Linked DNA regions of Homo sapiens: region 1 is linked to region 2. Evidence: read pairs that join two places in POLR2A ChIA-PET (ENCODE). Cell type or tissue: OCI-LY7. All regions are shown on one strand. Each heading gives the region's core, and the rest is flanking DNA. Links, peaks and the distances in the headings are about the cores only. Region 1 overlaps MRPL1 (mitochondrial ribosomal protein L1). Region 2 has its middle 20 kb from the start of BMP2K-DT.

Region 1 (5,395 bases), core at 191-5,190, 840 kb before region 2:
TTTATCTGTTGTATGTATACACTTTTGTATTTATGTATTATATTTTAAGCTTATTGAGAATAGGGTTTAGATTTTGTATGTCCCCCTAATCAAGATTGCATAATGCTGAGCACATAGTAGGTGTTCAATACTACTTTAGTGGAATTGAGTAATTTGCTTTATTTTAATGAATTATGTCCAATTTTCTCTGCTAGTGTTTTTAAAATTGTTTGCCTGCTTTTAGAAGATGCTGGAAATCAGTTTCCAAAGCCATTTTTAGGATACTAATGTAGATATGCCACATTTCTAGGACTGTGTTTTAAAATATATTGTCATTACAAACATTAAAGTTATTTATACTAAAGAATCTCTAAAGTGCCTATCCAACATATGTAATTTTTTTCTTGTTCATTTACTATAGGAATAACAGTAATTGATAAATTGATAGCAAAATTTAAACAGGACCTACCAAGTGTCAGTTGCTATTCTAAACAATTTTTGTATATTCTGTCTTTTAATTGTTAGCCATATGAGAGGTAAAATGATCACCCCTGTCTTATAGATGAAGGCATGCAAGCCCAGAGAAGTTAAGTAACTTTTCCAAGGTCTCACAGCTACTATGAGGCAGAATAAGCATTTGAACTTTGGCAGTTTCCTCAAGTCCAGGCTCTTTATCCCTATACCATCTTGCCTCATGACTGGAATTATTTGAATAGCTATTATTCTTTCTCTTTGCCTTCCCATCTTACTCTTAAGGGGAATTCTGCATTATAGCTAGTAGTCCAAGCTCATTGAGCTGTGCCCACTGCAGGTCATCAGAAATATAGAAAAAGCTGAGTGACACAGCCTAGGCAACGTGGTGAAACCCCATCTCTATAAAAAATACAAAAAAATTAGTTGAGTGTGGTGGCATGCACCTGTAGTCTAGCTACTTGGGAGGCTGAGGCGATCCCTGGGATCACCAAGGTTGCAGAGTGAGACCCTGTCTCAAAGAAAACAAACCAAACCAGAAAGTAAAGAAAAAGCTGGGTGCTATGTTGCCCAGGCTGGCCTCAAACTCCTATGCTGAAATAATCCTCCCTTAGCCTTCTGGGTAGATGGGACTACAGATGTATGCCACCATGCTAGGCTTCTCAGCTAGTTTTATGGTCAAAAAACAAAAAAACTTGCTTTAGAAATGGAGCAAAGCAGGTTTAATCTAGTTGGGGAAACCCCAGCTTGCCATCATTATCATCAAAGCTCAGCTCCAATTTATTTGGCACTGAGCTCTGCTCCAGTCTAATGTTGGAATTTCCTTGTTCCCCAAAAGGCCTTTGACAGTACTTCTTGTTTCTTAGGGTTGACAACATTGTAATTGAAAAACCAAACAAATGAAACATAAAATACAAATTTTAAGAGTCTATTCTGAAGTTGTAGAGACTTGAGTTTGAATACCTACCTTTTCAGCTACTTCAGAGATGGCAGATTTTAAGGAAGTTTCTTAATGTTGTTGTGTCTCAAATTTCCTCATCTATAAAATGTGTATAATAGTACTTCTTTCACTATGTGGTTTTGAAGATTACATAAAATTTTAAAATGGTAACATCTATTGTTATTGTTTTGGTTGGCCTTTTGGGACTGTGGAATATCCTTATAAGGCTCTTTTTAGCTGGATTAAATCTGTCTTAAGTAATGTTTTCAGTATATTTAGTAGTTAATAGTTTATGTAGATCCTGACTCAGAATATAAGAAACCATGACATCGCATTCATTTCTTTCAACAAATACCATAGTGATTAAGACATAGGTCTTAATCACTAAGTAGTAGATCACTAAGTAGTAGATCAGAGGAGATATAATTTCTTAATGAAAAAGAAATTATGTGTTTAAAGAGTTTTTTTTTGAACACTTAGTATTGCAGTATAGAAGGATGTTGAGAGTGGGTTTTAGATTCCTGTTGTCTTGATTCAAACCCTTGTTCCAGCTAGAAAGAGCTGTACCCCCTTGCTCTCTGAGCCTCAATTTTTCCCCATTTCCCATTTCTCCTGTATATAAAATCATGGTAATAATATGTACCTTCTAAGCTAGGAAGGAATAGATGAGATAATAACATAATAACCATTTAGCAGAGTACTTCTGGATAAGGGGGAGTAACAGGGACCTAATTTATCCTCCTACCTAAAACAGTCAGCATTATTTGATACCAAAACCAGACAAAGAAAACCACAATGCAGTATCATTCGTGAACATAGATGTAACAATTGCAAACTAAATTTTAGCAAATAGAATCCAGCAATATATAAAAAGGGTAACATATCATGCTCAAGTAGGGTTTATTCTAGGAATGCAAGGTTAGTTTAACATTCAACAATTAATCATTACAGTTCACCATATTAAGAAAGTAAAAAACAAAAGCCATATGAGCATTGCAGTGGATGCAGAGAAAGCATCTGACAGAATCCAACATCTGTTTCTGATTAAAAAGTCTCAGCAAACTAGGAATAGAAGTCCATGTCCTTAACCTGAAAAGAGTGTCTAAGAAAAGTCAAAGCTGACATCATATTTAGTGGTGAAACACTGAATGTTGCATTTCTCCTAAGATCAGGAACAAGACAAGGACATCCGTCTCACCACTGCTTCTTTTCAACATTGATCTGGGGCTTCTAGTTAGCGCAATCAGGCAAGAAACAGAAATAAAAAGTCAACTAGATTAGAAAGGAAGAAGTGAAACTGTCATTATTCACAGATTACATGTTCTAGCTACTAGAACAACGAAGTGAGTTAACTAAGGTTGAAGGTAGAAGCTCAATGTACAAAAATGTTTCTGTATAACAGCAAGGAACAATTAGAAATTGAAATGAAAAAGCAACAAATGCCATTTGTAGTAATAGCAAATATATTAAATACTTAGGGGTAAATCTGACAAAGATGTGGAAGATCCATACACCGAAAACTTTAAAACATGGTTAAGAAAAATAAAAAATCTAAATAAATGGTGACTATATACCTTGTTTATGGATCAGTAGACTCAATATTGTTAAAAATATCAATTTTCCCCAAGGTAATCTATAGATTCATAGCATTCTCAAAGTACCAGTCAACAGTTTTGTAGAAACTGACTAGCTGATTCTAAAATTCATAGAAAAATGCAAAGTATCTAGAATAGCTAAGACAACTTTTTTGAAAAAGAACAAAGTTGGAAGTCTACCTGATTTCAAGATTTATAAAGCTGCAGTAATTAAGACAATGTGGTATTGACATCAAAAGAAAACAGTTAATGGAATAGAATAGAGAGTCCAGAAAGAAAGACAAAACATGCATATATGGACAACTGATTTTCCACAAGGTACAATGGCATTTTTTCTGGAGAAAGGATAGTTCTTTCAACAAACAGTACTGGAACAGTTGGATGTCTATATGTCATAAAATGAAATTCAACCAATACTTCAAGACATATATAATAATTAAGTAAAAATGAATCAAAGACCTAAATGTAAAGCCTAAAATTATAAAACTTTGAGAAGAAAAAGTTGGGTTAGGGGATGTTTCTTAGATAAGACATGAAAAGCATGATCCATAAAAGAAGAAATTGATAAATCACCCTATAAAAATTAAAAGCTTCTACTCTTTAAAAGACACTGTTAAGAGAAAGAAAAGACAAATTACAGACTGGGAAAAATATTTGAAAATCATGTATCTGATAAATTCAAAATATATAAAGAACTGTCAAAAACTCAATAATAAAACTACCCAATTTTAAAAATCAGAAAACATGAACACACCTCACTATGGAGATATATAGATGACAAACACATGGAAAGATGCTCAGCATCTTTAATCTTTAGGAAATGTAAATGAAAACCACAATGGGATAACACACATCTATTTGGAATGAATAAAGTTAAAAAGACTGGCCATACCAACTGCTGTAAGGATGCGGTGGGACTTGAGCACTCTTACAGCGTTTGTGGGTATGTTAAATGATGCAACCTCTTTGGCAAACAATTTGGCAGTTTCTTAAAGTTGCACATCCGCCTACTATATGATCCTGCTATTCCACTTTTAGATACTTAGGAGAAATGAAAACATGTGTCCATACAAAGACCTGTAAGCAAGGGTTCATATCAGATTTATCTGTGATAGCCCCAAACTGGAAAATTTCCAAATGTTCACTGCAGGTGAATATAAAAAAAATTCTTCAGTAATAAAAAGAAATAAAGTTGATACATTCTACCATACTGATGGATTTCAAAATAATTTTGCTGAGTGAAAGAAGTTAGAAAAAAGGGAGCACATCCTGTATGATTCTTTTTGTATAAAATTCTGGCAAATGCAAACTAATGTATGATGACAGAAAGCAGACCAGTGGTTGCCTTGGGGTCAGAGGTGGGTGAAGAGGGGCAGGAAGGAAGAATTACAAAGGCACACAGTAAATTTTGGAAGTGATTGTTATGTTATTCTGACTGGTGATTGTTGCATGTGTGTATACATAAGTCAAAGCTTAGTGAATTGTAGGCATTAAGAATGTGGAGGATATCCAATGGAATACTATGTAGCAATAAAAAAGAATAAACTAAGGATACATGGTACAACATGGATAAACCTCAAGAATATTATGCTCAGGGAAAGAAGCCAGACACAGAAACTACTTGCTGTATGATACCATTTATATGCAATATTCAGAAAAAGCAAAAGTATAAAGACAAAAAGTAGATTAGTAGTTGCATAGGAGGGGTGGGAGGAAACAGGTATTAATGCTAAGTGTGCATGGTCATATTGGGGTGATAATGTTTTCAAACTGATTTATGGTGATGGTTGCACAACTCGATCAACCTACTAAGAAACATTGAATTTTACATCAGAAAATGGTAAATAATATATGCAAAGTATGCCTCTATAACATTAATTAAAAACGTGCAGTATGTCAAGTTTTAGAAAAGTAAAACAAGGTTTTAGTTTTACAAAGTAGTAAAAAACTGTACCATTGTATTATGCAAAATAATTGTTTCGTAAATTTTATTATTAGAATTATCTTATAGTTAAAAATTTAGAAATGATTTTACAGCAATTTAATGAGGTTTCCTTGAGTGAAATTATTCTTATTATGCAGTTGAAAATATTGAAGATGTGGTATTTGTGTGTGTGTGTGTGTGTGTCTGTAGCCAATATGTTATGACAAATTGATATAGAATGAGTGCAGCAGATAAAAGGGCACTGACGGTATGACGGTATCACATGCCTATTAAGCGTCCTTATTTTGGATAAAAGGAAGATATCTAGAACAGGGGTCAATAAATGACAACCAGGGGCCAAATCTGGTTGTGGCTGTGGCCTGTTTTTGTATAGCCTGTGAGCTAACAATGGTCTTTACAGTTTTAAAGGTTGTAAAAAATAAAGGATAGCTACAGAGACTGGATATGGCCTGCAAAGCCTAAATA
Region 2 (5,395 bases), core at 324-5,323:
TTCATTTTCATTCTATACAGAACTGGCCATTTAACGACCGCTGGATCTTGGCAAGCAGCTACCTTATTTGGAGAAGTTCTAGCAGTTCTCAACCTCTAATTTCTGCTTCAGGCCTTACATTCTGGAAGGAGTAAGATGCCACTACAGTGGAGGATTCTTGAAGCTCTATACAGAAGTGGTGCACCATAGAGGGCCACAAACCTGAATACAGAACTCCCATTGCAGTGTGGCAGGGGCGGGGGGTTTACAGCCATTTCAGGAGACCCTAAAACAGATCAGGCAGATTTTGATGTGGGTTACAGGATTACCCTCTAGCCAGGAAGCTAGACTCATTTCTTCATTTGTCCAGCAATAATATATTAAGCTAAGCACCTATTTTTGTGAAACTAGAAAGGGTAGAATCCCGTAGTTTGAGGACCACTTCACAGAGGAATTAGGATTGCTGGAGATGACCAGCACTAAGTATGGGGCCAAGGGACTCTTCACTTAACCCCTGTCCCATACTTCACTCATGCCCTCAAATGGAAATGACCTATTTGACATTATCATTCATCAAATATTTTTTAGATCTACTGTGTAGAAGACATCAAGGCCAACGCTGTTGGACTGTTTATTAATCCATAAAAATGAGATCTATTTTAAATCAATAAACAACGATCTTAATTTTCTTTTGGCCTCAAGTACATAACACAGTGCCTAGCCCATAGTGGACATTTTAGAGATGTTCATTACATTGAAAAGAAAATAATTCCTATGATGAGAAGTATGTTACCTTGGGCTTTGTTTGGTTGGATGCAATTCATGGCTTGATATTTTCTCACCTGCAATGTTTTTGAACCAGTGAATAGTAATACTAAATAGCAATATAATAACAATTGATTTATTTTACTTTTAAGCCAGGAAAATTTGCTCACTCAGGTAGAGAAATTCAGTCATCCAGTCCACTGAGTATTCACTTACTTTAATGCCAAAATTTCAGCTCCTGTTGAAGTATTCATCAACAGTGCTGATTTGAAGCTTTTCTAAAATTGACTTTTACAGTTTTTGCCTTGCATCTCATCTTTCCCTGCTTGTAAGATCCATGTTATAATTGCATATTCCCTAGGAATATCTGTGAAAAGGGATATTGCTATACACCTACAATTACTATTACTCTCACTGTCCATGATTCAATATGCAGATGTGTTAAAATCAGTTGTTTACTGAAAGCAATAGAGTACATTTTTTAAACATGTGATTTAAACATTCAAATTTAAGACTACTGTAATAACATACATTCTCACTCATCGATTTTTTTGAGCTGATCTTTCTGAGAGAAAATAAGGAGGATTACAGCCAGATACCAGCAATTACACATAGCACACAAGAAGTCTCACTGGTTTACCTATGGAAGTGTGTGACACATATGAATGTCATCAGTCACATGCATCACAGTGAAGGAAAACTTGCAAATTCCTGTTCTATACTCATTCTCTTTTACTGTGAATTATAATCTTCTTTGGAAAATTTATATTTAATTCTGCTACAGTATGATTGTTCATCATTAGAAGTAAGACAATCGTCTTCTTGATCACACTAATAATGTACCTGACCGCCTTCATTCCACAGTCCTTTTTGCTGCAGTTTTTTTCCTGTAGCACTTATCTCCATCTGACATTCTCTATATTTTAATTATCAGTATATATCTTCCTTCTAGAATGTATACACTCCATGAAGATAGGGAGATTTGTCTTGTTTTCTACTGTTTTCCCAATAGTGCATGGCACATAATTGGCACTCAATAAATCTTTGTTGAATAAAGGAATAAGTAGTATGATAAGACTTGTTTTACTGAGCAACTCTTATGAAGAAACTAGTGATTTTTTCTATTTAGACTGCCAATTGTTTATTAAAACAAAATTTGGATGATAAGTGAAGTAGAAACCTCTAACAATCAAAACCACGAGTAAATCCAAAAGTGAAAATGGGTACCAGTGGGAGAGAAACAATCTAATATCATGGTTCTGTGCTCTGCTTGACAAATTACAGATAAATACAACTAAGTTGAATCTGTTTTTAATTGGCAGCTAGAAGTGAAAGGATTTTTAAAAGTCCTACTTTATTACATTAAAAAATAAACCAAAATCCTAAACTTGAATAATTCTAATGCTTAACGTGGACTGGCTCATGAGACGTATTTGTTTATTTACTTTTAATTAAACTTTTAATTTTGAGATAATTCTGATTCACATGCAGTTGTAAGAAATAATACAGAGGCTGATTGCAGTGGTTCACACCTGCAATTCCTCTACTTTGGGAGGCTGAGGCAGGAGGATAGCTTTAGCTCAGGAATTTGAAACAAGCCTGGGCAACATAGAGAGACCCTGTCCTTGCAAAAAAGTAAAAGATTAGCTGGACATGGATCACTTGGGTCCTGGAGTTCAAGGCTGCAGTAAGCCATGATGACACCACTGCACTCTAGCCTGGGCAAAAGAGTGAGACCCTGTCTCAAAAAAAAAAAAAAAAAAGAAAGAAAGAAATAGAAAAAAAGAAACAATACAGAGGGAACCCCTCCAACAATAAGATATTGCAAAATTATTGTACAGTATTACTGCCAGAGAATCCACACTGACATAAGTGAACATATAGCATATTTCTGAAACCACAAGGATCTCTCATGTTGCCCTTTTGCAGCTAACCTATTTCCCTCTTTCCCCCAATACCTCCTTAATTCCTGGGAACCACTAGTATGTTCTCCATTTCTATAGTTTCGTCATCGCAAAAAATGTTATATAAATGAAACCGTACAGCATGTAACCTTTTGGGATTGGCTTTTTCACTCAGAATAATTCTCTGGAGATTCATATAAGTTGTGGAGTGTATCACTACTTTCTTCCTTTTTATTAAATAGTGTCCAATAGTATGGATCTGCTATAATTTGTTTAACCTTCACCTGTTAAAGGACATCTGGTTGTTTTTGTTTTTGGCCATTATGAATAAAGCTACTATAAATAAATATTCATGCACAGTTTTTTTCTGTGAGCTTAGACTTCCTTTCTTTGGGATGAGTGCTCAGGGTTACAATTGCTGGGTTGTATGGTAATTGCACATTTAGTTTCTAAAGACACTGTCAAACTGTTTTGCAGAGTGGTTATACATTCCCACCAGGAATGTACAAATAATTCACTTTCTGCATTCTTGCCAGCTTTTGGTGTTGTCACTTTTTTTCTTCTGATAAGTGTGTATTACTATTGCATTGTGGTTTAAATGCATCTTTTTGTGATGGTTAATGATACTGAACATCTTTTCATTTGCTTTCTTATGCCCTTCTGGTGAAATGTCTGTTCATATATTTCGGCCATTTTGCAATTGGACTGTCAGTTTTTTTACTATTGAATTTTGTAAGTTCTTTATATATTCCAGATGCTAGTTCCTTGTTGAGTATGTGGTTTGCAAATATTTTCTTTCAGTTCACTGATTATTTCCTCTGTCCTCTACATTCTACTGTTGAGCCCATCTACTGAGTTTTTTATTTTGGTTATTGTATTTCTCCCACAATTTTCTAAATTAACCAATTGGTTCTTCTTGGTGTCTTCTATTTAATTTCTGAGGTTTTCTATTTTTACATTTGTTTCAAGTGTGTTATAATTGCTCATTGAAGCTTTTATTTTTAAAAAATCACGGCTGCTTTGAAATCTCTGTTAGGTTATTCTAACATCTCTGTTATCTCAGCATTGACATCTATTGATTGCCTTTTTTTTCATTTGAGTTTGAGATTCATTTATTCAATTGAGGCTCATTTATTATGGAATACCTGAAATAAAAATATCAGTCTGAAATATTCCTCCTTTATATGAGTAGGAATTTTTGAAGAAAACCTGAATATTTTTGCATTACGAGATTCTGGATCTTATTTTAATTTTATCTTCTAACTGGCTTTATCTGATACCACCCTGGCAGGAGAAGTGTGGGCACCACCTCCTTACAGCCAGGCAGGGGTAGAAGTCAACATTTCCTACTTTGTTTCCATTGTCCTCTGATGGGGGCAGGCTCCTCATGAATGCTGGTGGAGTAGAAGTCCCATCTCCCCACATGGTCTCCACTGGCATCACAGGTGGGTGGCCTCATTACTGCTGAGTGGTCATAAAAGGCCTGACTTTCCACTAGACTTTCTCAGATATGACCTCAGTGGGGATGGGAAGGGATGTCTTGTTACTGCAAGGAGAGGATGGAAATCCAGGCCCCACATGTGGTCCCCATTGATACTAAACGGGGATAGAGCACTCCTTACAGAAAAGTGGGGATGAAAGACCTGGTTTCTATTGGAACTTCTATAGGTCCTTGGAAAATCTGACTGTATCCTTATAACCTTACAAAAATGGAAGTCCAGGGTCCCCACTTAAGCTTTTACTGATATGGGTGGGGATGGGGGTCACAGTTTGACTGAAGTACAGCAATCAGTGTCAAAAATTTTTGCCTTACGAGGGTACCTATTTCCTGGTCCTTTGGCTAGAGAAAGTAAGCTTTTTTGGTCTTGGCCATTGTCATCCTAGGTTGCTTGCTTCTTCAGCTTTAAGTCTAGAATATATAAGGAGAAAAAAAAAACAAAAACTAAAATCCAGTAAACTCACTGCTATGTTGTTCCATGGGTCCAAAGGTCCCTAGCAGGTCTGCCCTCTCTCCACCTTTCAGAGTCTTCTTATGTTTGTTTTATATATAATGTTCAGGGGAAAATAAGGAAACAGCAATAGAAAAAAGCACCTCTGCTTTGTCTTCCTAGATATAGAAGCTCCTGTAATATATTTTATTCCTTACAAATGTTAAATAACTAGATAGTTATTACTGAACCTTCTGAAAGAACAATATCTAGATCTGTGTTGTCCAATGGGTAGAACTGGTAACTATATGGGAGTATTTACATTTAAATTTATTAAAGTTGAACATGAACTCCCATTCACAATTGCTCCAAAGAGAATAAAATAGCTAGGAATCCAACTTACAAGGGACCTGAAGGACCTCTTCAAGGAGAACTACAAACCACTGCTCAATGAAATAAAAGAGGATACAAACAAATGGAAGAACATTCCATGCTCATGGGTAGGAAGAATCAATATCGTGAAAATGGCCATACTGCCCAAGGTAATTTATAGATTCAATGCCATCCCCATCAAGCTACCAATGACATTCTTCACAGAATTGGAAAAAAACACTTCAAAGTTCATATGGAACCAAAAAAGAGCCCGCATCGCCAAGTCAATCCTAAGCCAAAAGAACAAAGCTGGAGGCATCACGCTACCTGACTTCAAACTATACTACAAGGCCACAGTAACCAAAACAGCATGGTACTGGTACCAAAACAGAGATATAGACCAATGGAACAGAACAGAGCCCTCAGAAATAATGCCACATATCTACA

Evidence for each region. Peaks named below come from ENCODE experiments on the same cell type or tissue, not always from the same donor. Only the 100,000 strongest peaks of a DNase experiment are listed, where the experiment ranks them.
Region 1: POLR2A ChIA-PET joins it to region 2 with 9 read pairs; 2 of 35 experiments call an interaction of 5 or more read pairs at or near these places.

The regions. Positions count from the first base shown.
Region 1 is chr4:77,909,618-77,915,012 of GRCh38, forward strand. The region is part of intron 7 of MRPL1 (mitochondrial ribosomal protein L1); the gene reads left to right. Among named protein-coding and RNA genes, the nearest start is that of MRPL1, 49 kb to the left of the region's middle. In OCI-LY7, for the core only: no CTCF peak of the experiment used is centred there; a DNase peak (open chromatin) is centred at 2,684; H3K27ac peaks cover 781 bases.
Region 2 is chr4:78,753,658-78,759,052 of GRCh38, forward strand. No RefSeq gene overlaps it. Among named protein-coding and RNA genes, the nearest start is that of BMP2K-DT, 20 kb to the right of the region's middle. In OCI-LY7, for the core only: no CTCF peak of the experiment used is centred there; no DNase peak of the experiment used is centred there.